Regions from separate parts of the Homo sapiens genome. Here region 1 is linked to region 2. Evidence: read pairs that join two places in POLR2A ChIA-PET (ENCODE). Cell type or tissue: Caco-2. All regions are shown on one strand. Each heading gives the region's core, and the rest is flanking DNA. Links, peaks and the distances in the headings are about the cores only.

Region 1 (14,139 bases), core at 5,603-13,602, 140 kb before region 2:
GAAATTTATTTGGAAATGTTGGGGGTTTGCAAGCTGGAGTACGCATGCTGTGGTGAACCATAAGCATGTCCAAAGGGGTTGGGACACAGGAAACTTTAAAAGACAAAGGGCAGTCCACAGTCCACTAAGCTATTTTAAAACAAAGACCACTGGTTACAGGAGCATGTTGCAGGCATTAGCATTAGCTCAGTGGTGGAGACATCCCTTGTTAGGGATGTTTCCTTGTACAAGCAGCTTATTATCTGGAATACTGTCGTTCTGAGGAATTCAGAATAGTTCCCATAATCAGCATCTGTGTGAGAGGCTGCTCCTTTGTGCCTCCCAGCTCCATTTTTTGGGAGTTTGACATTAGTGACTCCATTTTGATACTGAAAACTTTCATTATTAAAATTAACGTTTTATAATTGGTTCTTCAGTCTCAGCAGCCACATTTCAGGTGTTCAGTAGTGACACCTGACTTGTGACTGCTGCATTGGACAGTGCAGATAGCATTTCTGGTTTTGCAGAAGATTCTGTTGGACAGTGCTGGTCTGAAGGGAACAAGAAGGGCAGCCCTGCTTCCTTCAGCACTTTACCCTCAGCTACAGTAGGGGCACAGAGTGTAAAGGGTGTGAAATGCCTGAGAGACAGTGAGGGGAATGTTCAGAGCCGCAAGTACCTGAATCTTGACTGAGATTCAGAAGTAACAGAAACCTAGAACAACAGTTAAGTTGAATCATAAAACTGTAAAATAAATTGTATCCAAAATATAGATTGTTACATGTGATTTTTAAATTAGTGTACAAATGTGTAAATACTGTTTGAGAGCAGATTGTTTTATATGCACATGCAGTCTGAAATGAAGTGCAGACCTTTATAATGCCTGACCGTTTTCATTCTAATAGCACACTAGCAACTTCAGACGTCAGCAGGCGGAAATGGCTGATTCCAGGTGCAGAGTATTCCATCTTTACTGGCCAGCCTCTGGACACCCAGGACAGTAACGTGGATAACCAGCTGGAGGAAACCTGTAGCCTAGGGTGAGATAACTTTGCTAAAGATTCTATTTAGGGATGTTATGTTTTCTTAGAGATTTCAATTGCTTTTAAAAGTTTGGGAAGCCCTCTCTTTGGTTCTTTAATGTCTTAATTTTGAGAACCTGACTTTTATTTTACTTTGAAAGGCTACTACTTTTAGAATATTTTACTTCCATGAGCTCTGCCAAGCTTCCCCACCTGTGCTCAGTGGCACAGTATGGGTTTGTGATTAGGATAGGATGTCGATCCTCAGGCCAGGTGTGGTGGCTCACGCCTGTAATCCCAACACTTTGGGAGGCCAACGTGGAGGATCGCTTGAGCCTAGGAGTTCGAGACCAGCTTGGGCAGCATGACAAAATCCCACCTCTACAAAAAATAAATATATTAGCCGGGCATGGTGACATGCGCCTGTAGTTTTAGCTACTTGGGAGGCTGAGGTGGGAGGATTACTTGAGCCTGGGGAGCTCAAGGCTACAGTGAGCTATGATTGTGCCACTGCACTCCAGCCTGGGTGACAGAGTGAGACCTTGTCTAAAAACAAACAAAAGATGTAGATCCTCTCCCACTTCAGATGGCTCTGGCCAGCCCGAGCCCCGAGCCTGCGTGAGCAGCCTCAGCCGCTTACTCCAGGGTGCTGTGCAGATGCTGTTCCTCTAAGTGTAGGACTAGAAGGATGGGAAAGCACTGTATGCAGGTTTAATTTATTTGCATTGCAAAGCATGCTCATTGTGGAGTATAATTGTCAACTCTGTTATTCCCCTAACAACCCCAGTAAAGTGTGTGTTTTAGCTTGGACTGTTATAACAAATTACCGTAGACTGGGTGGCATAAACAACACACATTTCTTTCTCTACCTCTGGAGGCTGGAAGTGCAAGATCAGGGTGCTGAGTGTTTGGTGAGGGCCCTCTTCCTGGTTATGTCCTCACATGGCCTTTCCTTGGTGTGTGTGCACAGAGAGAGCGCTCCTGCCTCTTTCCCTTTTTCATAAGGGCATTAATCCCATCTTGGAGGCTTCACCCTCATGACCTCATCCAACCCTAATTACCTCGTAAAGACCCCACCTCCACACACCATCACATTGAAGATTAGGGCTTCAACATGTATGTTTGGTGTGGGGGCGGGGGGCAAGATACAGACATTTAGTCCATAGCACTGTATGTCTTAAAATTATTGTTTAAGGCACCGTTCACCTCTGGAAAAGGATTCTTCACCTGGAAGTTCATCAACAAGCTTGTTGATAAAAAAGCAAAGAGAGACTTCAGACACGCCGATCATGAGAGCTTTAAAAGAACTTGATGAGGGAAAAATATTTAAAAATTGGGGGACACAGACAGAGAAAGAGGACACCTCAAATAGTGAGTATTTCCTTGTTTGAGATAGATGGATATAGATATCTTTTCCCCATTTATATTACCTTCGTTAAAATTAAAATATTTAGGTAATGAAATTAAAAGTTTTAGCTCTGTAAACTTGCTATTTTACTGCTACTTCAGCCCCGTTTCATAGAGAATTGAATGTCCTAGTTAATAATTTATCACAGTTCTGGCATAACATGTACCTTTTGTACAAAGCCAGTTGAATCTTACATTCCGATTATGAAAAAGGCTTACATGGCATTCTTTTTTTTTTTTTTTTTTTTTTGAGACAGTGAGACAGAGTCTCACTCTTTTGCCCAGGCTGGAGTGCAGTGCGTAATCTCAGCTCACTGCAAACTCCATCTCCAGGGTTCAAGCTATCATCCTGCCTCAGCCTCTCAAGTACCTAGAATTACAGGTGCCCTCCAGCACCCCCGGCTAATTTTAATATTTTTAACAGAGACGGAGTTTCACCATGTTGGCCAGGTTGGTCTCGAACTCCTGGCTTCAAGTGGTCCACCCGCCTTGTCCTCCACAACACAACACAAAGTGTAAACACAAAGTGTTGTGATTACAGGCGTGAACCACTGCTCCTGGCCTTACATGGCATTCCTAAGGATATTTGAAAAATTCCTGTCAGTCCATCTTACTTGCACACATCAGAAGGCTGTGATAGGCATTTGGTATTCATGAAGTGAGATATAACATTTCCTCTTCTTTCTTGGTTACTGAGCATCTGTAGATAAGGCAAGTAGTGTCTTTAATACTGTGTTTTTTCACAGGTCCAGGTCACCAATACATTTCTCTCCTTTTCCACTATGCTTGCTTTCTCAGACCCCTTAGTCATCCTGCCAGCGTCTTTGCGGTTACATCTCCCAAGCAGTGTCTCTTAGTAAATAAATTAGTAACCTGCTTTCTAAAAATAACCCTCTTGAAAATCACCTTGAATGCCGATTGTAAACAGGGAGCCAGAATGAATTCATTATAAACTCCCATATTTTTCTTCATCAAGCATTTTTTATCATTATAATGTGGTGCATTTGCAAATAGTCACTATAACCTAGCTGGTGAGAATAAATGCTTTGAGCAGAACCTAAGCTGTGGGGCTTGGTGTGTAACCATGTGTAACCACCTGTTAATAAAGGTGGATAACTGAAGCGTAGGCTTGTTTTGATTTGTTTTTTGTTTTGCTTTTTTTTGGTCTGCTGTAGTAAATCCTCGGCAAACTGAAACTTCAGTTAATGCAAGTCGTTCTCCAGAAAAGTGTGCCCAACAGAGACAAAAGAGACTTAATTCGGCCTCACAGAGATCATCATCTTTACCACCTTCAAATCGTAAATCAAGTACTCCAAGTAAGAGTTAGATGTGTACATCTCTTGGGTTCAAAAGCGTGATCTCTGAGTCAAATCTATTTGTGCCCGCTGCTTGCCTGTTTCTGGTTTCTCTTGTATCCTCAGCACCTAGTAGAGTACTCTGAGCAGAGGACCCCTAAATAAGATCTTGTTCATAAATAAAATTGTCTGATCACATAGATACTACAAATGTAAATGAAGAAATCTGTTTATTAAAGTGAGATTTTTTATTGTGTCCAGTAAATTGTTTACAACTAATACTAATAATTTATTGTGTCCACTAAATTGTTTGCAACTAATACTTAAAAATGCCAGCTATCCAAACATTAATTCAATCAAATTAATCCAAGCTAGTCTCAAATATACTTCTTATGTATTTGATCTCAAGTACTTAGCATTAGTCACCATTTTTCTTTAGCCAATAACAGGTTGGTTTTAAAGTTGAAGCATTGAATTCCTGTCCTGAATTTCCGTTTTCACACCAGCTGAGGAGATTCTTATTATTGTGTTATAGGAATGTTCAGTAGTGTACTGCTGTTTCCATCTTATTTCCAGTCGACTTCTAAAATCCTGAAAAACCAGTTTTGAGTCAGAGTGCTGAAAGTACTGTCTGATATACTACAGTGTTACAGTGGTTACCTCTAGGTGTTAGGATTATGAGTGATTTTATTTTTTTGTACACTCTTATTTCTCTCTCAAAGTTTTACGTTGAAATTATATTCCTTTCAAAATTAGAAAAAAAATACTGAATAAGAAACTGTTATGCTGATACATATAGAAGGAAAAGAATATTTCCTCTTCATTTTCTTCTATAGCAAAAAGAGAGATTATGCTAACACCAGTGACTGTGGCTTATAGTCCAAAGCGATCCCCTAAAGAAAACTTGTCCCCAGGATTTAGTCATCTGCTTAGCAAAAATGAGAGCAGTCCAATTCGGTAAGTTCTCTAAAATTGTAGAATAAAGTTTACTATATTAGTGATTTTTTTCTAAATGTTGACTTATGTCTCTAGCTATCACTAATTTTTCAGTTACCAGTGGGAACTCTGTGAATTTCATTTAAATCATAAGTGAATGTCATACTACAACTAAAGTACTGCAGTACAATGAACACAGTTTTTAACTATGTAAACTTGCTACTACTAGATTTTAAATTATCACCTCAGCACCCCTGTCAGCTTTTGTATGTAGAATGATAGTTCTTTGTTTTCCTGAAAAGGTTTATGATACGGGAAAACTTTTGGGCCATTTGTACAGGAAAGTGGGCTTTACTGGTATGGCCCTGGCACCAAATGCATGTTTACCTGTGCTGCTGAGAATCTGTCCCCTCCGAAGTGTGGGCAGCTGTGTGTGCTATTAGCGGGGAGGGATGTTGCTTCTTGGTTCCAGACCCAACTCTGTCAGGCTCTTGCGGAGATGAGTTAAGCACATTGAACCTCAGTTTCCTCTTCTATAAAACGGGGATAATAATAACTACCCTGCTTATTTCATAAGGTTTTTATAAATATCAAATGAGATAATGTATGGGTAAGTGTTTTAAGTCTTTAGTTTGTAAATACAATTTTGTTAGAAAATAGAAATAAATTTCAGTTTTAGACAATTACATAACCAGCTTTCTTTTAAGAAAATACATAAATATGTGAGTTAGCTGGATGCCAGCTCATCTTTGTAGTGGAGATAGGGAAAATCAGTTAACATTTTTTTTCTCACAAGTAACTTGCTTCATTCAATAGATTTGATATACTTTTGGATGATTTAGATACTGTTCCTGTGTCTACATTACAACGTACCAATCCAAGAAAGCAACTCCAGTTTCTTCCTCTAGATGACTCGGAAGGTATCTTTTCCTAAAAAATATTAGTTATGGTTTTAATCATTCATTTTTTGAGATTCTGGTATCTCTCAGTGTTCTAAATATTATAATATCTTGCACTTAAATATTTTCCCACTCAAGGGCGTCTGAAACTAAGCACTCATGATGCTACGTGTTGTTATGTCAATGTTGTTATCCTCATTGAAAAGTTGGGAAACTGAGGTACAGGGAATGTTGATGTTTAATTACCAGGGCCACACTGCTCAGTTATTCTCTTTACTTTTATTCTCTATATGCAGCTTAGGCTTTGGGTAACTTTTTTTTTCTCATTTATATTCTAAATTTGGAATAAAGCTATAAGACAATGTATGTGAAATCACTTGGGTAGGCCCTCAAAACATTAACTGTTTAGTGTTGGTGTATGTCCACTAAATGTGATGTATTATTTAGTTTTTAAGCTTTTTTTTTTTTTTTTGCTTTAAGTTTACTTAAAGTTCATTTATGTTTACATGAAGTTTGCTTAAGTTCATTAAGGGAAGTTGCAAAGATTGTCAAACAGAGGGCAAAGCTTTCAGAATTCTTTGGAGAAAAAAGCACTGAGTAAATAAGATTGATTATTGTATCTCTTTTCATTACTTTTTTGGGCCACATAGCAGCTATATCCAGAAAGTGAAATTGGGCAACATATTTAATATATATGCAACCTACACGAAAAATTGATAAGAAATATAAGCAATTTCTCTCCTCTCTGACAGAAAAAACTTATTCTGAGAAAGCCACCGATAACCATGTTAATCATAGCTCTTGCCCTGAACCGGTGCCAAATGGAGTGAAGAAAGTATCTGTGAGAACAGCCTGGGAGAAGAATAAATCAGTTAGCTACGAACAGTGTAAGCCGGTTTCAGTCACTCCACAGGGGAATGATTTTGAATATACAGCAAAAATTCGGACCCTAGCTGAAACAGAACGATTTTTTGATGAACTTACAAAAGAAAAGGACCAGGTAAAAACAAACAAATATTTTTAAAAATTGTTTTCTGAACTTAATGCTTATGTCTAAGGAGAAGGGAATTATTGAGTCAAACCTGTCTCAGGAAATTACAATGGGATAACATACCAGAGCTGTGCTAGCAACGGATTTGAGCCATGTGGTCGTTACTAATTGACAGAGGGAAATTAAGTTGAGATGAAATGGACAAGGAAATACTAAGCCAAAACCTTTTCTTTCCATTCTGTGTGATAAACCTCCCTGCCAGTAATTTAAACATATTTTTTTCGTGTGTTAACAGATTGAGGCAGCACTAAGCAGGATGCCTTCTCCTGGAGGACGAATCACTTTACAGACAAGATTAAATCAGGTGAAATGTCTTAGCTTGAATCTGCTTTAGAGGCTTGATGCCAGTCAGTGTTCCAGTTATCTAAGAGGGGTTTAAAAAATCATGGCACAGTGAAAATTAGACACACTGAAGCAGCAGTCAAAACTTTTAGCTTTTACGGGAAGTGTTTGATTATAGCAATTTTATAACTGCAAGCTAGCTTTCAGGAATAAAAATTGATTTTACCTTTAGACTTAGAGAAGAAGGTGTTCATGCCCTTGTATTTTCAAGAAACTAACTTGAGAGCAAATGGCAATATGCTTTTCAACAGATTTTACACTAAGTTAGTGCTCACAGATTGCCTCTCTTTTTGTTTGATTTCTCCCTCCTCAAATCTGTAATTTATTTCTGAACTCCTTTCCATTAGCAAGCAGATAAAATGGTTACACTTTGGAAACTGAATAGCTGTAGAGGTTCAAAAAGTGAGCCGTAGGCCGGGCGCAGGGGCTCACGCCTATAATCCCAGCACTTTGGGAGGCTGAGGCTGGTGTATCACCTGAGGTCAGGAGTTCCAGCCACTGTGCCCAGCCCCCAACTTCTTTTTTTCTGACTTTGTCTTTTTGTTCTGATAAATATTAGTCAATAATTTATAGGCTGGGCGTGGTGGCTCATGCCGGTAATCCCAGCACTTTGGGAGGCTGATGCAGGCGGGTCACCTGAGGTCAGGAGTTCGAGACCAGCCTGGCCCACATGGTGAAACCCCGTCTCTACTAAAGTACAAAAATTAGCCGGGCATGGTGTGGGGGTGGGCGCCTGTAATTCCAGCTACTCGGGAGGCTGAGGCAGGAGAATTGCTCGAACCTGGAAGGTGGAGGTTGCAGTGAGCCAAGATGGTGCCACTGCACTCCAGCCTGGGTAATAGAGCAAGACTCAGTCTTAAAAAAAAAAAAAAATAAACTTTCAATTGAACTTTTCATGTTATGAAATATCTTTCTATAACATCCTTTTAAATTAACGTACAATATTCCATCAGCAGTAACGTATTTAACCAAGAATGTTTTAGTAGAAATTTGGGTTGCTTCTAATTTTGGATATCATAAATAAGGCTGCAATAAAGTTCTTAAACATATCTCTTTGCACGTGTAAGTATTGCCTTAGGAGTCATTCCCAGAAATAAAAATGCTAGGTCCAAAGAAATGCAAATTTCTAAGGATTTGGATATATGTCAAGTTGTAACCCAGGATGTTTGAGACAATTTCTACTCCTACCTGCCGTGTATGAAGATAAGCTCTTCCCCATCCTGAAACCTGTATGTTTGGGAAAACAACAACAACAAAAAAAACAAAAAAAAACCTGCCATGGCCAGGCGCAATGGCTTATGCCTGTAATCCCAGCACTTTGGGAGGCCGAGGTGGGCGGATCACGAGGTCAGGAGTTCAAGACCAGCCTGGCCAACATGGCAAAACCCCATCTCTACTAAAAATACAAAAAATTAGCCAGGCGTGGTAGTGCACGCCTGCAGTCCTAGCTACTCGGGAGGCTGAGGCATGAGAATCGCTTGAACCTGGGTGGTGGAGGTTGCATTGAGCTGAGATCGTGCCACTGCACTCGGCCTGGGTGACAGAGCAAGACTCCGTCTCTGAAAAAGAATAATAAAAAAAAATACCTGCCAATGTGATCATTTTTTAAAAGGTGTGGGGTTGTCTTGGCTAATCTTTTATTTATCTAGTTTGGAGACGGAGTCTCGCTGTGTCACCAGGCTGGAGCGCAGTGACGCAATCTCGGCTCACTGCAGCCTCCAACTCCCTGGTTCAACTGATTCTCCTGCCTCAGCCTCCTGAGTAGCTGGGATTACAGGCACATGGGCCCGGCCTAATTCAAAGATATTTTGAGGCCGAGAACAGTGGCTCATGCCTGTAATCTCAGCACTTTGGGAGGCCAAGGTGGGCAGATCACTTGAGGTCAGGAGTTTGAGGCCGGCCTGGCCGATGTGGTGAAACCCTGTCTCTACTAAAAATACAAAAAAATTAGCCGGTTGTGGTGGTGTGCCTGCAATCTCAGCTACTTGGAGGCTGAGGCAGGAGGTTCACTTGAACCCAAGAGTTGGAGGTTGCAGTGAGCTGAGATTGCACCACTGCACTCCAGTCAGGGCAACAGAGTGAGACTGTGTCTCAAAAAAAAAAAAATTGAGATAGAGTTTGATTCTCTTCTTAGGTTTCTCTTTTAATTTTTTTGAGACAGGGTCTCATTCTGTCACTCAGGCTGGAGTGCATTGGCACAATCATAGCTCACTGTAGTCTTGACCTCTGAGGCCTCAGCCCCTTGAGTAAGCTAGGACTACAGGCATGCACCACCACACCTGGCTAATTTTTAAAATTTTTTTGTAGAGGCAGGGCCTTGCAGTGTTGCCCAGGGTGGTCTCGAACTCCTGGCCACAAGTGATTCTCCCACCTTGGTCTCCCAAAGTGCTGGGATTACAGGTGTAAGCCATCATGCTTGGCCTTATTTTTCTTTTAAAAATGATACACGGCTGGGTGCAGTGGTTCACGCCTGTAATCCCAGCACTTTGGGAGGCTGAGGTGGGCAGATCAGATCACCTGCAGTCAGGAGTTCAAGACCAGCTTGGCCAATATGGCGAAACCCTGTCTCTACTAAAAATATGAAAATGAGCCGGGCATGGTGGTGGGCACCTGTAATCCCAGCTACTTTTGAGGCTGAGGGAGGAGAATCGCTTGAACCTGGGAGGCAGAGGTTGCAGTGAGCTGAGATTGTGCCACTGCACTCCAGTCTGGGCAACAGAGCGAGACTCCGTCTCCCCCAACCAAAAAAAAAAAAATAAAATAAAAGTGGTATGCATATATATGTATGCAGAAAAAACAGGAAAGAGGAACAGTTTTTTTTTCTTTTTTGCTTATTTGTCTTCTAAATTTTCTATATTCTAAGTGTTCTATAATCCTTTTATAATTAAAGAAAAAAATTTTAAGTTTTATTTCAGGACACCATTGGAATTAATACTGAATAAATTAACTAAAATGAGGCTGGGTATAGTGGCTTATGCCTATAATCCCAGCACTTTGGGAGGCCGAGGTGGGTGGATCACTTGAGGCCAGGAGTTCGAGACCAGCCTGGGTGACATAGTGAGATCTTGTCTCTGCAAAAAAAAAAATGTTTAAAATCAGCCAGGTGTGGTGGTGCCTGCCTGTAGTTTCAGATACTCGAGAGGCTAAGGTGGAAGGATTGCTTGAGTCCAGGAGTTTGAGGCTGCAGTAAGCTATGATCATGCCATTGCAGTTCAGCTTTGGGTGACAGAGCAAGACCCTGTCTCAACAAAAACACAGAAGTATGTATAATGATATATAGTCCAGGTATTATTTAACAGTAATATTGTTTATTTTAAAATAGCAATTGTTAATTCATTGTGAAATCTATTTTTTTTTTTAAGAAAAGTATCCTTCAGTGTTTTTTTTTTTTCCTTTTTAACTTAGAAATTTTGGTGAGAAGAAAGTTATTTGATCTATGTATGTGTGGGATGCAGCACTGATCAAATGTGTCCATTTCTTCTGGTGAAATGTGTGAAGCACCTCCTAGGCTCCTCTTGTACTGTTCTCACTTCAGCAGAGCCAAAGAATTATCCTCTTCCAGTTGGTTGTATTGCTATTACTAGAATTTCCATATACTCAATGTGTCAAACATATTGAGAATATTTTAAAGTACAGCAGTTATTTGGAATAGTTGAAAAGCTAATTCATATTGTCCAGTTTAAAAGAAATCATAAGATGTTTCGTGTAGAAAGCAAAATAATTGTAATTTTAGTGTTTATACTTGCTCTTTTGCTAAAAGAAAGGTCAGTTTGGTGGTGATTATAGAACTTGGTATAGAATTCTAATTAAACTTTTCCCATTGTTTTCACCTAGGAAGCCTTGGAAGATCGTTTGGAAAGGATTAATCGAGAACTGGGTTCAGTTCGCATGACGCTAAAGAAATTCCATGTTTTGCGCACCTCTGCAAATCTTTGAGATTTGTAGCCATTAAATTTTGAGACATTTTTGTTTGCACTAATGTATAATTATGCAGTCAGAAAAGGCAAACTATTTTGTACTGTTTATAAGCCTTCAAACAGTAGTTTTACAATCATGCTATTCTTACACTTGCTATTTTATACTTCAAATGGCCACATATTTTCAAGATATTTTTGTTATGCTCAGGAATCTCTTGTATATTTTACTATTTAAAAAGCATTATTTTTAAATAGTATCTGTCTCCAATTTATATCAAGAATAAGGAAATATAAACAGAGGAAGCAGCTTGTTTCTAAACAAATAGTGTTATCCTTTTACAATTAACTGCACATCAATTTTATAGACTTGTTCTACATTGTAAATACAATTCAGTTTTTAAAAAATAAAGCTTAATAGCTTCCATAATGATAGACTAGTACATGCTGAATACATAAACAATTACAGTGTACCTTGGATTTCAGTTGTGTTGAGGTTTTTAAAAAATGATAATGCAATTCGTATTTGAAACGTGTCTTAGAGTGAATATCAGAATAGTAATAATGGACTCTTGGAAAGCTTTGAAAACTACATGAATATAACTCATTTTCTTTAAACTTTATTGTCTGTAAGAGAAAAAAGAGAGATTGTAATTCTCTAATTTTATCTTTTCTAAAAAAGTTAAACAATTGGAGAGCCCTCTCTGGAGGGCTCTCAGAGTAGCTCTCTGCCCATTGTTCTGAATTAACTTGTGTCCCACCCTGGACAATAAATGGACAGATAAACCCTTTGAAATACAAGCCACCACCCCGTGAGGGATTAAGAGGGCAGCCTGGTTTTCTTAGTGTGCATGGCTTCAGCTGTCCGTCATAGTTGTCATCTGGATATGTTCACCCCTTTCCACTCCTTCACCCTGGCCAAAAGGAAAATATTTCCACTGTAGGTGCTGTAAGAACACTAGACTTTAGATCATCACAATCTACTGTATTTGTTAATGGACAGGGAGTGTGTCCGGATGGAGCCTGGTGCCTTCCCCTCGGCCTTGCAGAGGGCTCCAGCCCACTGCCTCTGTGGTAGCCGCTGGCTCTCAGAAGTAGCACGTGGGCAGGAGTCTCTCCTCTGATCCAGGAGCATTGGCAGGTTTGTGTTGGGACTGCTGGTTAAGTTGGAGCTGTGTAACTACTTAGTTTTTGGTAGCCAATCAGAACGCAGTGCCCCACATATTCCAGCTCGGTACATGTTGATAAACAGACTCATCCAAACTTTCAAAATGGATTCGTACTAAACATGCTCAGGTTTTAAATTTTGGTTTGCTTTTGAGCTTTTCCTCTTTATGTGGCTCTTAATAATAAGTAGTTAGAATGAACCAAGCCATCCCAGTTATTCCAAGCAGGCTCTCAAATGACCTTTGAGCACCCTTCACCTGGCTGGTCCCCAGGCCAGGGGTCCACAGCCCTGCTCCCTTCTCAGCAAGGAGGGTGGCCTGTCTGACAGTGCAGTTGAACCTTTGCTCCCTACTCTGCAACTTTTGAAGACTTCAGGCTAATCAAAATTACTTATAATTAGAATCAAGTGCCTTTATTCTTGTTTTTTATTTTTATTTTATTTTATTTATTTATTTTTTTAGATGGAGTTTTGCCCTTGTTGCCCAGGCTGGAGTGCAATGGCATGATCTCAGCTCACTGCAACCTCTGCCTCCCGGGTTCAAGCGATTCTCCTGCCTCAGCCTGCTGGGTAGCTGGGATTACAGGCATCTGCCACCACGCCCGGCTAATTTTGTGTGTGTGTATATGTCTATGTGTGTGTGTGTATGTATATATCTTTTTTTTTTTTTTAGTAGAGATGGTGTTTCACCATATTGGCCAGGCTGGTCTCAAACTCCTGAACTCATGTGATCCGCCTGCCTTGGCCCCTCAAAGTGCTGGGATTACAGGCATGAGCCACCACACCCGGCCTATTCTTGGTATTCTTTATTCTTGGTTTTCTAGCCTTTAGAAAAAAAAAATCTAGTCTTGGTAAAGAAAATGTTCATTTTAATCAAGCTCCAGTACAGCTTGTGTCAAGACCTAGTAAGACCACCTTTAATGTGTTCCTGGATATGACATTAAAAACTAACTTGAAAATTGTTAGGATATTTCCTTGTTCCCTACTTTTATTGTAAAATCTACTACATTCTTAAGAATTAAAAAATGCCATTTCAGAAGAGATGATAGTTTTATCTTGCCAAGGAATTATCTTCTTAGTAGCCTATATTGGCTTATTCCAAAAAAGGCGTTAACCTCCATCAAAACATCTTCTGCGCCTCTCTCTCAGCATATGCTTTGATATTTGAAGTGTGTAATAGATTGGAGCTATCAGTCACTTATTTCTAAAAAATGTATTCTTTTTTCTTCATAGCTGTGAAGAGGGATACCAAGGAAAGTTCTTTCTGCTGTCTTTCTCTTCGGTAATGCTTATCTTATGAACACTCAACTGAAAAAACACTCCACCTAAAAGCAGGAAAGATGGCAATTCTAAATAGCAGCTATTATCCCCGGGTATAAACTATTTTTGTTGTTGGCTTGGGGCTTTGCTGCAGGTATTAATAGTTTAAAAAGAAAAAAAAAAAAAAAACCCTAAGCAAATCTGCCACCTCTGGGAAGTGCCTTTTAAAATGCAAATAGAAAGTGAACTCTCCCCTGATGCCTGGATCTGCCCCCTTCCTTTCCCTTGCTAAGCCTCTGTTTGCAGGAGCTACTCCTGAGGTATGGAAATGGTCTTTGCAACTGAAGGACTTTTCCAACTGAAGCAACAGATGTAGCTAAAGTGGCCGTGCTAGGGTTGTGCAGAGCTGGGCTCAGGGGACAAGAAAGGAGAGACTTGGAGCCAGAGAGACCTGGGTCACATCCTGGCACAGGCCTGCCTTTCTCAGCTATAAGATGAAATAAGAAAACTCCTTTCATTAAGGGAGATTTTGTAAAGTGCCTGGTGCTTAGTAAGTGCTCAAGAAATATTATATTTCAGATTCATTGAGTTAAGTAGGTTTTTGAGGTAGCATCCTTTTTTTTTTTTTTTTTTTTTTTTGAGATGGAGTCTCTAGTTCTGTTGCCCAGGCTGGAGTGCAGTGGTGTGATACTGGCTCACTGCAACCTGTCTCCTGGGTTCAAGCTATTCTCCTGCCTCAGCCTCCCGTGTAGGTGGGATTACAGGTGCATACCACGCCTGGTTAATTTTTGTATTTTCGGTAGAGACGGGGTTCTCACCATGTTGGCCATCCTGGTCTTGAACTTCTGACCCCAAATGATCTGCCTGCC
Region 2 (15,647 bases), core at 5,135-13,134:
CTGCTGGAGCAGCACTCAATATACACCGTGTTAAAGGTGAGAAAACAAAATCGTCTGCCTGGCTGGGAGAGGGCCATCCGTCCGAGGTGTTCAGCGAATGTGTGCCGCCGAGGGAGTGGCCGGAGGTGGCCTGGCCAGGACCCTGGGAGCGGCTGCTTTCAGGGGTTTCTTGGTCTTGATCTTTCTTTGCATCCTCCCCCAACTCCTTCGTTAGCCCCTGGGGAGCCAGGCCTGTCTCTGCTGTCCAACTGCCGCTGTCTCTGAAAACAGTACCGCAGCACTGTTTAGGGGAATGGTAGGCAGGGACGAGGGGGTGGCTGCTCATGTGGCAGAGATCAGAGTGATTCGAGAAGAGCTTGCTCCTAAGTGGCATGACTGAGTAGCTGTGCCAGGAGGGGCCTGCCCCCCTTGGACGCCATCACTGGTGGGGAGCCAGAGGTCAGCTTGGGGAGGACTGGCTGCCCTTGGTGATGCCAGCTTTGAAGTTCCTGGTGACAGTTGGAACTAGAATCCATTCTTCATTTGACCAATCTTTACCTAGCATCTATTTCAGGAAACACCAAAGTGCTATACAGGGGGTCCCGTCTGGCTCCCAGTGGCTCTGCCACTGACTGCAGCCCTCACACCCCTCCACAGCCGACTGAATCAGTGTCCAGCAAATGATCAGAACCTGCTTTAATCCTCACGATAACCTGCACAGTTGGTGGTACTCATCCCCATTCATCCCCATCCCCAGATGACAGCTCGAGGCTCAGAGATATCAAGGAACTTGCCCAAGGGTGCATAGCTGGCCTAATGATACCAGTCTGCCCAGAGATGTGGTGGGCTGCCTTTTTCACATTGCTTTTAGTGGAGCACTTTGAGGTCTCCTAGTTCACCCCTTCTCTGAAGTTCCAGCTGTTGGAGGTTACATGCTCTCCACCCTGTCTGACTCTGAAGCCAGTGCTCTCCCTTTCACAGCTCTGCCTTCCAGTGCTCAGATACTCAGAGCTACACATAGCACAGGGTCACCTATGGGTGGCAAGGCCAGGGGTACTGGAGTCAGCATGAAGAGTCACCATACACTGGGGAAAGTGCTGGTGACTGAAGATGTATGTGGCCAAGGGCTGGGTGGGAGGTGGTGAGGACTCCACCTGCCCCACCGAGAGATGAGGGACAGGTGGGGGGCCATCAGTGTAGTGTGCTTGTTTCTCCAGCAGGCAGGCTGAAGCTCACTCACAGGAGGCCATTGTGGGCACTCACCCCACTGGTGACCAGTGTCCCCCCCAGAATCTGCATCCACCTGCAGTCTCAGAATGTGGCCTTATTTTGAAATAGGGCCTCTGAAGGTGTAATTTGTTAAGGATCTTGAAATGAGATCATTCTGGATTTAGAGAGGTCCCTGAATGAATGACTAGTGTCCCTATAAGAAAAGGAAAGGACCAAGACACAGGAAAGATGAAGCAGAGATTGGAGAGATACAGCATGGGCCAAGGAGCACTGGGAGCCAGCAGCAGCTGGAAGAGGCAGGAGGCATCCTCCCTAGACCGCACAGGATGCTACTGGGTGAGCCTGCTGTCCTGGAAAAGGCGTGAAGTCTGCCTGAGTGGGCAGGGGCTTCTGCGCAGCCACCCAGCAAGGCCAAGGTGGAAGGGACCCTCCTGGCCCCTGTCCTGGCTCCACCCTCAGCTGCTGGCAGGTGGGTCACCAGGCCTCTGCCCAAAGAAACTCCTGCAGGCAGCTCTGGACCCCCTGTCTTACACACCTTCTCACTGAGCCTGCCAGCATCCCAGGTATCTTATTTCCTGGCGCTGCCATAACAAAGAACCACAAACTGCATAGCTTGAAACAATAGACATTTATTCTTTCACAGTTCTGGAGGCCAGAAACCAGAGAGGCAGGTGTCCGCAGGGCTGCACTTCCTCCAAAGGTTCTACGGGTAGACCCTTCCTTGTCTCTTCCAGCTTCTGGTGGCTCCAAGCATACCTTAGTTTGTGGCCACGTCACTCCATTTACATCGGCAAAGACCCTATTTCCAAATAAGGTCACATTCCAAGGGCCTGGTGGGGACATTCCACCCATTACGCCAGGGCATGGACAGATAGGTAGTCCTGTCTCCACTTAGAGTTTGGAAATTGACACCAAAGAGAAGTGACTTGTCCAGGAGGAGAGGGAGCTGGTCACAGAGTTGGGACTAGAATTCATTTATTTGTTCAATAAGAATTTACGGAGCACCTATCTTATGCTGAGGTCTTTTCCTTGAGCCACCTTGGTGCTTTGGGCTGAGCAGGCTCTGGAATGACACAGGTCTGAATTCAAGGCCTGGCTCTGCCATTTAGTAACTGTGTGACCTTGGACAAGTTTGTGCCTCTCATAGCCTCGATCGTCTCATCTGTGACTTGGGGGTAATAGTGCTAATACACCTTTCCTAAGGGGATGTTGCAGTAACTAAAGGAGAATGTACATGCAAAGCACTTAGCATAGCCACAAATAAATGATGCTACTGGAAGAGGTGGGAGCTTAGAGCATCCAGGAAGAGCTTGCTGTTTTCACTACAAATCTGGTCCACATAGGCCGAGTGCGGTGGCTCACACCTGTAATCCCAGCACTTTGGGAGGCCGAGGCAGGCAGATCACCTGAGGTTGGGAGTTCGAGACCAGCCTGATGGACATGGTGAAACCCCATCTCTAGTAAAAATACAAAATTAGCCAGGTGTGGTGGCTCATGCCTGTAATCCCAGCTACTCAGGAGGCTGAGGCAGGGAATCGCTTGAACCCGGGAGGCAGAGGATGCGGTGAGCCAAGATCACACCATTGCACCCCAGCCTGGGCAAGAAGAGCGAAACTTTGTCTCAAAAAAAAAAAAAAAAAAATCTGGTCCACATTCCAGGAGCTCTTTTAAAGAGGGAGAGATGACACATGCCTGCCCTGACCTCACCTATGGCCTCACCCAGAGTCTTGTCTGTTTTTTGTTTTGGAAGGGGACTCAATCGCTCTGGGCCATGGAGATATAGCACATTTTTTGTGCCTTAGAGAGGCCTGTGGCTGTGTATGCATGTGCATCTGTGTGCCTAGGTGTATGCACGCACACATACACACCTGCTGTTCAGGAAGCTGACCGAGGATGCCCTTGGCTAGCCCATCATGTCACCATGGAAACAGATGCTCGGCTTAAAGTCGCCACTGCCTCAAACATGAGGTTTCCTGCATAAGCAGAAAACTGAGCTTTTGGACACGGGGAGGGACATTCATGGCAGAGAGATGCTTAGAGGTGACCCATGTCTCTCTCACAGTGCCAGCGAGGCCCCTTCCTGCTTGCCACATTTGATTTTTTTGATCTTAGTACAAAAGGCAGGATTGGTTTCTGTTTGTTTTGTTTTATAACAGCTTTATTGAGATATAAGTCACACACCACATGACTCATCCATTTAAAGTGCACAGTTCGGTGGTTTTTAGCCTATTCAGAGTTGTACAACCGTCACCAGAATCAATTTTAGAACATTTCTATTACCCCAAAAAAGAAATCACTATTTTCACCCCAGCCCCAGGCAACCAATAATGTGCTTTCTGTCTCTATAGATTCCACTATTCTGGGTATTTTATATAAATGGAATCATACAATATGTGTCCTTTTGTGTCTGGCTTCTTTCACTCAGCATAATATTTCCAGGGTTCATCCCTCTTGTATCATGTGCCAGTGCTCCGTTACTTTTTATGGCCAAATAATATTCCATTCCATGGTAGACCACAGTTTGTTTCCCCATTCATCTGTTGGTGGACATTTGGGTTGTTTCCACTTTTTGGCTACAGTGAATAATGCTGCCATAAATATTCATGTATAAGTTTTTATGTGGACATATGTTTTCCTTTTCTTGGATATTTACCTAGAGTGGAATTGCTGGGTCATATGGTAACTCTATGTTTAACTTTTTGAGGAACCGCCAAACTGTTTGCCACAGCAGCTGCACCATTTTACGTTCCCACCATCAATGTACGAGGGTTCCATTGCTCCACACCCTGAACAACACTTGCTGCTGTGTGTCTTTTTAACCGCCCCAGTGAGTGTGAAGTGGTATCTCATTATGGTTTTGATTTGCATTTCCCTAATGACAAATGATGTTGAGCATCTTTTCATTTGCTCGTTGACCATTTGTATAATCTTTTTGTAGAAATGTCTGTTCAAGTTCTTTGCCTTTATTATTCTTACTATTTTTTTAGAGATGGGGTCTTGCTATGTCGCTCAGGCTGACCTTGAACTCCTGGGCTCCAGCCATCCTGCCAACTTCACCTCTGGAGTAGCTAGGTCTACAGGTGTACAGCACCATGCCCAGCTCCTTTGCCAGTTTTTGAATGGGGTTGTTGTTTCTCTGTTGTTGCATTGGAGGAGTTCTGTATATATTTTGGATATAAGTTACTATAAGATATATTGTATATAAAAATTCTCTCCCATTTTGTACGTTGTTTTTTCACTTTCTTTTTAGTGTCCTTTGAAGCATAAAAGTTGTTAATTTTGATGAGGTCCAGTTTATCTGTCTTTTCTTTTGTTGCTTGTGCTTTTGGTGTCATGGCTCCAAAACGATTGCCAGTTCAAGTTCATAGGACTTATGCCTATGTTTTCTCTTAAGAGTTTTATAGTTTGAGCCCTTACATTTAGGAGAACGTGTTTTTAATGAGCTGTTGGCAGCAGCCAGTGAGAAGGTGGCGTCCTCTGGGGAGTCTGTGGACTTGTGCATTGCCCAGGAGTCCCACCAGAATCCCTTCTGCCTCGCCAGCTACCTCTAACCCTCCAGCTTGTGGCCCAAACATGTTGCTTCCAGTCCCTGGCCCTCAGTTTCCCCATGTATACCACAAGTAGGTCATCTTGAGGATGTCTTTGTAAGTGTCCTCCTGGTTCCATTTTTTGCCTTCTCTAGAGATGGCTCTGGTCACGTGCACCTTCTGCTCCACCCAGAAGAGCCCTGAATCCATGGGCCTTGGCTCCTGCATGCACACACACGCCACATGTGTGTGCACGCATGCACGCCTGCGCACTGACATTCTGAGTGGCAGCTTCAGTGAGCCCCTCACAGGGAGCACAGCCCTCAGTTCCCTGCGCCATACACCAAGTCCAGGAGACACATTTCTACCCTGGGGTCAGGCTCTTTGGCAGCAAGGGCCACTCCTAGCTGTCCCCTCCCTCCAGTGAGCTGGCCCCAGCCCAGCCTGTGCTTCGAACTGCCTACCTCATTCAGCTGTGCAATAAATTCCATGTCAGGGCTAATGGGCAGGAGAAGCTGCTGGCCCAGCCAGGAGACAGAGTCATGCCCCTGTGGCAGGGAGCTGGGAGAACAAGCAGAGCACAGCCCGCCTTGCTTGGTCCCAGCGGGGCTCTGGGGAGGGAGGTTTGGGTGGAGGGCCCTGGGGGAAGAGGCAGGGCACATCAGATCCCTGAGTGTAGATGTGGCATCTGGCCGGTGCCCCTCCTTCAGGAACAGACCTCCCCTTCCCCTCAATTCCTGCCAGACCAGCTACCCACCATGCCTGGTGCCTATTAGGTAGGGGTTGGGGGTTCTGATGCACATGCAGGTTTCTGCAGTTTAATGCAATCTGTGGCTGCTTCTCTGTCTCTGCACTACCACAGTCACTCATGGCCTGGGAGACTTGGCTCCAGTACTCTGTGCCTCAGTTTCTTACTTGTGGAGTGGGGAGCATGATCCCACAACATCTCAGGGCTCTGAAGTGCAGAGAACAGGTGGGTGCAAAGGCAAGTTGTAAACTGAGACAGGGTCAGGAGATCTCCTGCTTGGGGCTCTCATTCATGCTCTTTGCCTCCCTTGGTAGCCTCTTTTTCCAGGAAGCCCTCTCTCCCTGCCTGCATTGGCTCCTGATAATGACAGTTGAGCAGTTGTGGCCGCTATCTGAGTCTCAGCCCTAGTGTGCACGAGGAGCGCTGGTGTCTGATGCTCTGTGGGTCTTCCGAGCGGTCTTGGTGCCTATAGCTATGAAAAGGGCCTTCCTCCGCAGCCGCATCCTGATCAGAGGCACAGCTGAGACCCAGCTGCACTCCTCTGCCCTGTCCTTTTAGCCCAAGTGCTGACATCAATGGCTGATCCAGGACCAGAAAAAGGCTGAGCGGAGAGCCGTGCTGCCTGGCCCCTCCTCACCGCCCTTCCCCGCACCTCTTGGCTGTACCGGGAGCCTCTGAGCACCGGAAATGAAGGGTTTTCCAGGCCTGGCTCTTCACTCCATCCTTCAGGGGAACTTTGAAGCCATGGAGACATCTGGCTTTGGAGCCATGGCGATTCCCCTGCCACTCTCCTTGCTGGGATAAAGCCAGGGCGTGGCATCCTGGGATGATGTTCCCTGCTGCTGAGTGTGCACACAACCTGAGCTCATCCTGTGTACGTCAGCTACACATGCTCGCATCTAATTTTCTCAACAACCTAGCCAGTACTATTGCTTCTCCTCCTCTTACAGATGGGGAGATGATGACATATAGAGGTTAACTTATCAGAGACCACACAGAAAGAAAGAAAAAGAGGAGGGTTTGTACCCAGACATTTGAACCACAGAAACTATGCTCTAAGCCCGCATGTTCTGCCACCTCCCTGAGAGGGAGCCCCTCTTGGACCCTGATAGCTGAAGGTAAACTCCATGCCCCACATCCTCAGGGAAGGGCAGCTTGCTGTTCAAGGGGAATGGTCTTCACCTGACACCGCAGTGGGGCTTGATTTAGAAACTGTGATTCCCAGGCTGAGCACAGAGGCTTACTCCTGTAATCCCAGCATTTTGAGAGACCAAGGCACTCTACAAAAAAATAAAAAACTAGCTGGGTGTGGTGGGGTGCACGCCTGTAGTCCCAGCTACTCTAGAGTCTGAGGCAGAAGGATTGCTTGAGCTTGGGGGGTCAAGGCTGCAGTGAGCCATGATCATGCCATTGTACTTCAGCCTGGGGGACAGATTGAGACCCTATCTCATAAATAAATAAATAAACTGAAATTCTCAGCAGGTGGGTCCTCAGTAAACAGGGCTGGGGCCCCTGTGGCCCACATGGTAAAGATGTGGCTCCCTTTTGCCTGGACCTTGTGGCCTCTACCCAGTTTGAGCACAGGACATGTTTGGGCACAGGGTAAGGAGCAGATCTCAGCCCATGGGCAGGGTGGGTGGCTGCGCAGGGGCATGGGGCCTCTATCCCACCATGGTGGGCAGGAAAAGGCTGAGTCACTGGTCTGTAGTGTACCAAGTGTACCTGGGCTCACTAATCACTTTCTTTTTTTTTTTTTTTTTTTTTTTTTTGAGATGGAATTTCGCTCTTGTCGCCTAGGCTGTAGTGCAATGGCATGATCTCAGCTCACTGCAACCTCTGCCTCCTAGGTTCAAAGATTCTCCTGCCTCAGCCTTCCAAGTAGCTGGGATTAGTGGCACCCACCACCACGCCTGGCTATTTTTTTTTATTATTGTTTTTAGTAGAGACAGGGTTTTGCCATGTTGGCCAGGCTAGTCTCGAACTCCTGACCTCAGGTGATCTGCCTGCCTCAGCCTCCCAAAGTGCTGGGATTACAGGCATGAACCACTGTGCCTCGCCCACTGACCACTTTCAACTGCAGCCCGGCCTCTCCCTTCTCTCCTTTGCCCTCAGCTACCAAGATTTCATGTTCATAAAGCCGCTAAGTACCTGGCCTACCTGCTGAGCACAGAGGCATCTCCTGCTGCTCCCGGAGCTGGGGGCCTCACCTCCTATCTAAACCCAGGAAAGAACACCCCTGTGGGCAGCTGCCCATGCCAGGGGATCTCCCATTCTCTATACATGTACCAGGACGTTCTTCCTGGGACCCAGATTAGATTGTGCTCCTCTCCTGCTTAAACCCTTTCCTTCCCTTAGCATCAAAACTGTGCTCCTTTTATGGCCGGGCACAGTGGCTCACTCCTGTAATCCCAGCACTTTGGGAGGCGGAGGCGGGCAGATCACTTGAGGTCAGGAGTGTGAGACCAGCCTGGTCAACATGGTGAAACCCCATCTCTACTAAAAATACAAAAATTAGCTGGGTGTGGTGGCGCGTGACTATAATCCCAGCTATTCGGGAGGCTGAGGTGGGAGAATCACTTGAACCTGGGAGGCGGAGGTTGCAGTGAGCCGAGATCATGCCATAGCACTCCAGCCTGGGTGACAGAGCCAGACTCTGTCTCATCTGTCTCAAAACAAATAAACAAACAAAAATAAAAAAATAAAAAAACTTTTGTGATATGGCTTCTGCCTAGCTCCCAGGCCCTTCCCTGCCACTTCCTGCCTCGCAGGCTACACCCAGGCAACTGAGTCCACACGCTTCCAGGGCTCCCTCTAGACACAGACCTTCAGCTCTGTCACCTGCCTCCCTACCCAGCATATCTGTCCTGTCCACCCCTGCCTGGTGAGTGCCTCCCCACCTCCCAGCTCCCCTGCAGGTCACTTTCCCTGACCCCCCTGAGGCTGAGTGAAGGCCTCCCCTCATGTCTTCTAATCACATGATAGTTGTTCTCTTTGGGGTAGGTCTTCCACGTACTCCAAGTCTGGAGCAGGGATGATTCTTCCCAAAGCAGACCAGCCTGGACAATGACATCTCTTTCTTCTACTTTCTGTGAACTCCTCTGGGTGAGGGCTGCACAGGCCCTCCACTGGGTGGGGGATTTTGCTATTTGGGGTTATTTCAGCTTTAACTATTTGGCTGATGGGGCTTGCGGCTTTCCTGGAGGGAGAGAGGAGCGCTTGCTCATTCTCAGAGACCCTGCTGCCTGGCAAGAGTCAGCTCATAGTGGTGTGCTGGAGCTGTGTCAGGGAGATGGCTGAGTGGCAGGGCCCTCATCGGCCTGGTGTTCTAAAGGTGGGGTGCTCTGAGCAGCCTGCAGACTTTTCTTTCCCAGTTTCATTCCTAATTCTTTTTCACTTTTTATTCAAGTGTTGTATATATACAGAAAAGTTTATGATTCATAAGTGTCTACCCTGATGGTCTTGCAAAAAGTGAATATGCCTGTGTAACCAGCACCAGGCCAAGCAACAGAACATTCTTCAGCAAACCCCTCAGGCCCCCTTGACCCACGGGATTTTGAAATAACTTGACAGCTACTTGAGCTATAATTCATACACCATATAATTCACCCACTTAAAGTGTACAGTTCAAAGGTTCTCGGTATATTCACAGAGTTGTGCAACCATCACCACTACCTAATTCCAGAGCACTTTCATCACCTCAAAAGAAACTTGTACCAGCCAGGCACGGTGGCTCATTCCTGTAATCCCAGCACTTTGGGAGGCCGAGGCAGGTGGATCACTTGGGGTCAAGAGTTTGAGATCAGCCTGGCCAACATGGCAAAACTCTTTCTCTACTAATAATATAAAAATTAGCCAAGCTTGGTGGCACACGCCTGTAATCCCAGCTACTTGGTCAGCTGAGGCAGGAGAATCACTTGAGCCTGGGAGGCAGAGGTTGCAGTGAGCTGAGATCTCGCCACTGCACTCCAGCCTGGGAGACAGAGTGAGACTCTGTCTCAAAAAAAAAAAAAAAAAAAGGAAAGGAAAGGAAAAAAAGAAAAGAAAAGAAAAAGAAAAAGGAACCTGTACCAGCCTGTAATGCCAAAGCTCTGGGTGGTTGAGACAGGAGAATTACTTGAGGCCAAGAGTTTGAGACAAGCCTGGGCAACATAGTGAGACTCCATTCTCTACAAAAGAAAATTTTTTAATTAGTTGAGCATGTCTGGGCGTAGTGGCTCATGCCTGTAATCCCAGAACTTTGGGAGGCCGAGGCAGGCGGATCACTTGGGGTCAGGAGTTTGAGACCCCAAACTCCTGGCCAACATGGCAAAACGCTGTCTTTACTAATAATACAAAAATTAGTCAGGCATGGTGGTGCACACCTGTAATCCCAGCTGCTTGGGAAGCTGAGGCAGGAGAATCGGTTGAACCTGGGAGGCGAAGGTTGCAATGAGCCTAGATCGTGCCACTGCACTCCAACCTGTGTGACAGAATGAGACTCTGTCTCAAAAAAAAAAAAAAAAAAAGAAAAGAAAAAAGAAAAGAAATTAAAAATTATTAAATTATTAAATTATTTTAAAAAATTAACCAGATGTGGTGGAATGGTCCTGTAGTCTCAGCTACTCAGGTGGTTGAGGTGAGAGGATCACTAGAGCCCAAGAGTTAGAGGTTACAACAAGCTGTGATCATGCCAGTGCCCTCCAGCCTGGGTGACAAAGCAAGAGGAAAGAGAGAAAGAGAAAGAGAGAGAGAGAGAGAGAGAAAAGAGGGAGGGAGGGAGGGAGGAAGGAAGGAAGGAAGGAAGGAAGGAAGGAAGGAAGGAAGGAAGGAAGGAAAAGTGAGAGAAAGGGAAGAAAGAAAAGAAAATGAAGGAAAGGAAAGGAGGGAGGGAGGAAGGGATGGATGGAGGGAGGGAGGGCCCTGCGCCCATTAGCATCACTCTTCATTTCCCCCATGTTCCCCAGCAGCAGGCCACCACTAATTCACTTTCTGTCTCTATATATTTTCCTTTTCTGTACTTTCCATGTAAATGGAATCACAGGATATGTGGTCCTTTGTGTCTGGCTTGTTTCACTTAATAGAATCTTTTCAAGGTTCATCCATGTTGTGGTATGTAGCATTACTTCATTCCTCTTTGTGACTGAATAATATTCTATTATTGTATGGATAGACCACATTTTATTCATTCATCTGTTGATGGACACTTGAGTTGTTTACAGCTTTTGACTAGTGTGAATAATACTGCAATGAACATTGGTGTACAGGTTTTTCTGTGAATACATGGCAGCAGCTGGTAGGGCTGGAGTCATCTGAAGGCTTGGTGTACAAGTATCTGTTCAAGTCTCTGTTTTCAGTTATTTTGGGTGCATACCCAGAAGTGGAATTGCTGGTCATATGGTAATGCTATGTTTAACTTTTTGAGAAAGTGCTAAACTTTTTTTTTTTTTTTTGAGATGGAGTCTCACTGTCACCCAGGCTAGAGTGCAGTGGCACAATCTCGGCTCACTGTGACCTCTGCCTCCTGGGTTCAAGCAATCTCCTGCCTCAGCCTCCCAAATAGCTGGGATTACAGGCATGCGCCACCACACACGACTAATTTTTGTATTTTTTTAGTAGAGACGGTGTTTCACCATGTTGGCCAGACTGGTGTCGAACTCCCGACTTCAAGTGATCCACCTGCCTCAGCCTCCCAAAGTGCTGGGATTACAGGAGTGAGCCACCATGCCTGCCCTGCTAAACTATTATCTTTTCTTTTTTTTTCTTTTTTTTTTTTTGAGATGGAGTCTCACTCTGTCGCCCAGGCTGGAGTGCAGTGGCACAATCTCGGCTTATTGCAACCTCCGCCTCCCAGGTTCAAGCGATTCTACTGCCTCAGCCTCCTGAGTAGCTGGGACTACAGGCACACACCACCATGCCCGGCTAATTTTTGTATTTTTTTAGTAGAGACAGGGTTTCACCATGCTGGCCAGGCTGGTCTCAAACTCCTGACTTCATGATCCAGCCACCTCAGCCTCCCAAAGTGCTAGGCTTACAGGCGTGAGCCACCGCACCTGGCCTACTAAACTATTTTCAACAGTTTTACATTCCCACCATTTTATATTCCCACCAATAGGGTTCCAGTTTCTCCACATGCCAACCAGCATTGATTCTTTTTTCTAGGTTTTTTTGAATACTAACCACCTTAATGGGTGTGAGGTGCTATCTCATTGTGTTTTTTGTTTTTTTGTTTGTTTTTGAGACGGAGTCTTAGGCCGAGGCGAGCGGATCATGAGGTCAAGAGATCAAGACCATCCTGGCCAACATGGTAAAACCCCATCTCTACTAAAAATACAAAAAATTAGCTGGATGTGGTGGTGGGCACCTATAGTCCCAGCTATTTGGGAGGCTGAGGCAGGAGAACCACTTGAACCCAGGAGGCGGAGATTGCAGTGAGCCAAGATCATGCCACTGCACTCCAGCCTGGTGACAGAGCGAGATTTCATATCAAAAAAAAAAAGACAGAATCTTGCTCTGTCACCCAGGCTGGACTGCAGTGGCGCGATCTTGGCTCACTGCAACCTCTGCCTCCTGGGTTCAAGCAATTCTCCTACCTCAGCCTCCCGAGTAGCTGGGATTACAGGAGTGTGCCACCACGCCCAGCTACTTTTTGTATTTTCAGTAGAGACGGAGTTTTACCATGTTGGCCAGGCTGGTCTCTAACTCCTGGCCTCAAGTGATCTGCCTGCCTCGGCCTCCCAAATGGCTGGGATTACAGGCATAAGCCACCACACTTGGCCCTCATTGTGGTTTTGATTTGCACTTTCCTAATGAATAGTGATGTTGAACATCTTTTCATTGCTTATTGGCCATTCGTATATCTTCTTTGGAGAAATGGCTATTCAAGTCCTTTGCTCATGTTTGAATTGTGTTGTTTTGTTGTTGAGTTTAGGAGTTCTTTATATATTCTGGATACAAGTCCCTTATCAGATACATGGTATGCAAATGTCTTCTCCCATTTGGTGGGTTGTCTTTTTCTCTCTTCATAGTGCTCTTTGATACACTAAGGTTTTTAATTTCAGTTAAGTCCAGTTCATCTATTTTTTCTTTTGTTGCTTGTGCTTTTGGTGTCATATTTAAGAAAGCATTGCCAAATCCAAGGTCATAAAGATGACCTTGTTTGCCCCAGTTTTCTTCTGTTTTATCATTTTGTGATTTTATTTCTTTTTTTAAACTACCATTTCTCAAGCATCTTATAGTTTTATAGTTTTAGTTCTTATTTGTAAATCTTGGATTCATTTCGAGTTTTTGTATCTGCTGTGAGATAGGGTCCAGCTTCATTCTTTTACATGTTGTTATTCAATTGTCCCAGCACCATTTTTTAAAGACTATTATTTCCACATTGGATGGTCTTGGCACCCTTCTCAAAAATTAATTGATCATAGATATATGGTTTATTTCTAGACTCTCAATTATATTCTGTCTGTCTGTCTGTTGATCTATTTGTCTATCCTATCCAGTGCTACACTTTTTTGATTACTGTAGTTTTGTAGTAAGGTTTGATATAGGGAAGTGTGAGTCCTCCAGCTTGGTTTTGTTTTGTTTTCAAGATTGTTTTGGCTCTTCCGGGTCTCCTGTAATTCCATATGAATTTTAGGATCAGCTGTTCCATTTCTACAAATAAAGCTGCTGGGATTTTGATAAAGATCGCATTATATCTGTAGGTTGTTTGGGGCAGTGTCGCCATCTTAACAATATTAAATCTTCCAATCCATCAACACGGGATGTCTTTCCATTTATTTAGAACTTTAATTTCTTTCAGCAACATTTTGTAGTTTTAAGTGCACAGGTCTTTCACCTCTTTGGTTAAATATATTCCTAGGTATTTATTCTTTCAGAGGCTATTATAAATGGAATTGTTTCTTAATTTTCTTTGACATTGTTCATTTCTATGTGTCATTTTGTATTCTGCAACTTTGTTGAATTTATTTATTAGGTCTAACAGGCTTTGGTGGAGATTGTTTAGCATTTTCCATATATAAGATTATGGCATCAGGAAATCGAAATAGTTTTACTTCTATCTTTCCAATTTGGATGCCTCTTATTCTTTTTGTTTGTTTTGTTTTGTTTTGTTTGTTTTTTGAGACAGAGTCTCACTTTGTCACCAAGGCTGGAGTGCAGAGGCGTGATCTCAGCTCACTGCAACCTCTGCCTCCCGGGTTCAAGCGATTCTCCTGTTTCAGCCTTTGAGTACCTGGGGCTACAGGCATGTGCCACATGCCTGGCTAATTTTTCTATTTTTAGTAGAGACAAGGTTTCACCATGTTGCCCAGGCTGGTCTCAAACTCCTGACCTCAAGTGATCTGCCCACCTCAGCCTCCTGAAGTGCTGGGATTATAGGCGTGACCCAATGTGCCCAGTTGCCTCTTATTATTTCCTTTTCTTGTCTAATTGCTTTAGCTAGAACTTATAGCACAATATTGAGGAAAAGCAAATAAGTGGGCATCCTTGTCTTGTTCCTGATCTTGGGAACGCTTTTAGTCCTGGGACAGGTGGGAGTCAGAATATAGGACTTGTGTGTGCAGCACTAGGTCTGGGAGAGGGAGTCTGTGGCCCCTTCAGCCTCTTGCACAAGCCCTGGCATATAGATTTGGGGGCCTGGAAGTGACACAGGAGGAGCCAGCCTCGTTGACCAAAGCCCCTCCTCCCTTTCCACACCCCTGGGCCCAGTCTCCTGTGCCCCTTCCCTCCTGAAGAGTGCTCTGGCCCCACACACATTGCAGGTGCTTTTGTCCCCACAGAAGAAGAGCCGTAACGAGACATATGGCGAAGGCAGCGGCGTGGAGATCCTGGAGAACCGGCCGTACACAGATGGCCCAGGCGGCTCTGGGCAGTACACACACAAGGTGTATCATGTGGGCATGCACATTCCCAGCTGGTTCCGCTCCATCCTGCCCAAGGCAGCCCTGCGGGTGGTGGAGGAGTCTTGGAATGCCTACCCCTACACCCGAACCAGGTGCGCCTGCTTTGGCCTCCATGTGCCTCCCACCTCCACATGCCATCTGGCGGGAAGCAATCTTGTGGCATAGATCCAGGGGATGGGATCAGCCTTCAAGCAGGTTCAACAACCCATAACCCCAGGGAACCCAGGCTTTGTTCCATACAGGTGCCCCGAAGGTCACCTAGGGCAGGCACAGGCAAGAGAGGGAAGGATATACCCCTAGATGCCTCCTGACTGCCTACGTGTGGAGGCCATGAAGGCGTGAGTCAAGCGAGGGCTGTTGGAGACTCCTTTGCCATTCCAGAAGATGCAGGGAATGTAAACCCACTTCAGGCTCCCTAAGAAGGCTGAGACAGCCTTCTGGAAAGAAACTGAGGGTAGAACAGATGACCCAGAAGTCCCTTCCAACTCTGAGACCTTCAGCTGCTGTGACAGTGTTGTCCCACATCCCATGCTGAGCAGGGCTGTCCTTGGGATTCCCTGGCAGAGGGTTCTTCACTCTGTGCCCTGCAGTGTGTAGCTTATCACTGCTGAGTTGAATAGATGGGAGCTGGTCCCACAAGCTGTCTACTGCTGAGCAGGTGGGGTCCCCACAAATCTCCTGGGGCTCCCTTCCCCACGCTGGTGGGCACCTGGAGCTTGCTGAGGGATCCACGGAGCTTTTTCCTCTTCCCAGTAGTACTTTCCCCTCTAAGCTCATCTCCAGCCTAGAGAGAGGCTATTCCCCCATTGTCAGAGCTGGCTTCTTGGGAACTAGAGGTGGCATGCCCCATGGAGCACCCCAGCTTCCTCCTGCTTGGCAGTATGCTGCCATAGCTGTGCCCGTGTTCCTGCCATGCTGTGGACATTGGACATGGGGCTTCTAGAAGCCACTGAGGATACACTGTCTTCTGCTCCCCCTAAATCCTTCCCTGCCCCCATCCTGGCTGTTCTTGGGACAAAGTGGCGATCCAAGAGGTGGACAGGGCAGGCAAGTCTCGGCTACCCTCCACCCTCCTTCCATGCCCGCTCACCAGCTCCACTCCTACCCAGTGGGTCAACAGGCCCTGGCCAGGACACTGGGCCTCTCCAAGGACAGGTCCTGATGAGTGCTTTCCTTTCCGCACAGGTTCACCTGTCCTTTCGTGGAGAAATTCTCCATCGACATTGAAACCTTTTATAAAACTGATGCTGGAGAAAACCCCGACGTGTTCAACCTCTCTCCTGT

What was found. Peaks named below come from ENCODE experiments on the same cell type or tissue, not always from the same donor. Only the 100,000 strongest peaks of a DNase experiment are listed, where the experiment ranks them.
Region 1: POLR2A ChIA-PET joins it to region 2 with 10 read pairs; 5 of 35 experiments call an interaction of 5 or more read pairs at or near these places.

Annotation. Positions count from the first base shown.
Region 1 is chr12:123,153,535-123,167,673 of GRCh38, reverse strand. MPHOSPH9 (M-phase phosphoprotein 9) reads left to right here. Exons shown (of 24, transcript NM_022782.4): 17 at 885-1,019; 18 at 2,197-2,372; 19 at 3,584-3,724; 20 at 4,540-4,660; 21 at 5,456-5,559; 22 at 6,291-6,538; 23 at 6,825-6,893; 24 at 10,766-13,459. The coding sequence ends at 10,867. Among named protein-coding and RNA genes, the nearest start is that of PITPNM2, 9.5 kb to the right of the region's middle. In Caco-2, for the core only: no CTCF peak of the experiment used is centred there; no DNase peak of the experiment used is centred there.
Region 2 is chr12:123,012,636-123,028,282 of GRCh38, reverse strand. It overlaps PITPNM2 (phosphatidylinositol transfer protein membrane associated 2), which reads left to right. Exons shown (of 26, transcript NM_020845.3): 4 at 14,241-14,455; 5 at 15,549-15,647. Among named protein-coding and RNA genes, the nearest start is that of MIR4304, 9.7 kb to the right of the region's middle. RefSeq lists an enhancer at 1-722. In Caco-2, for the core only: no CTCF peak of the experiment used is centred there; a DNase peak (open chromatin) is centred at 9,142.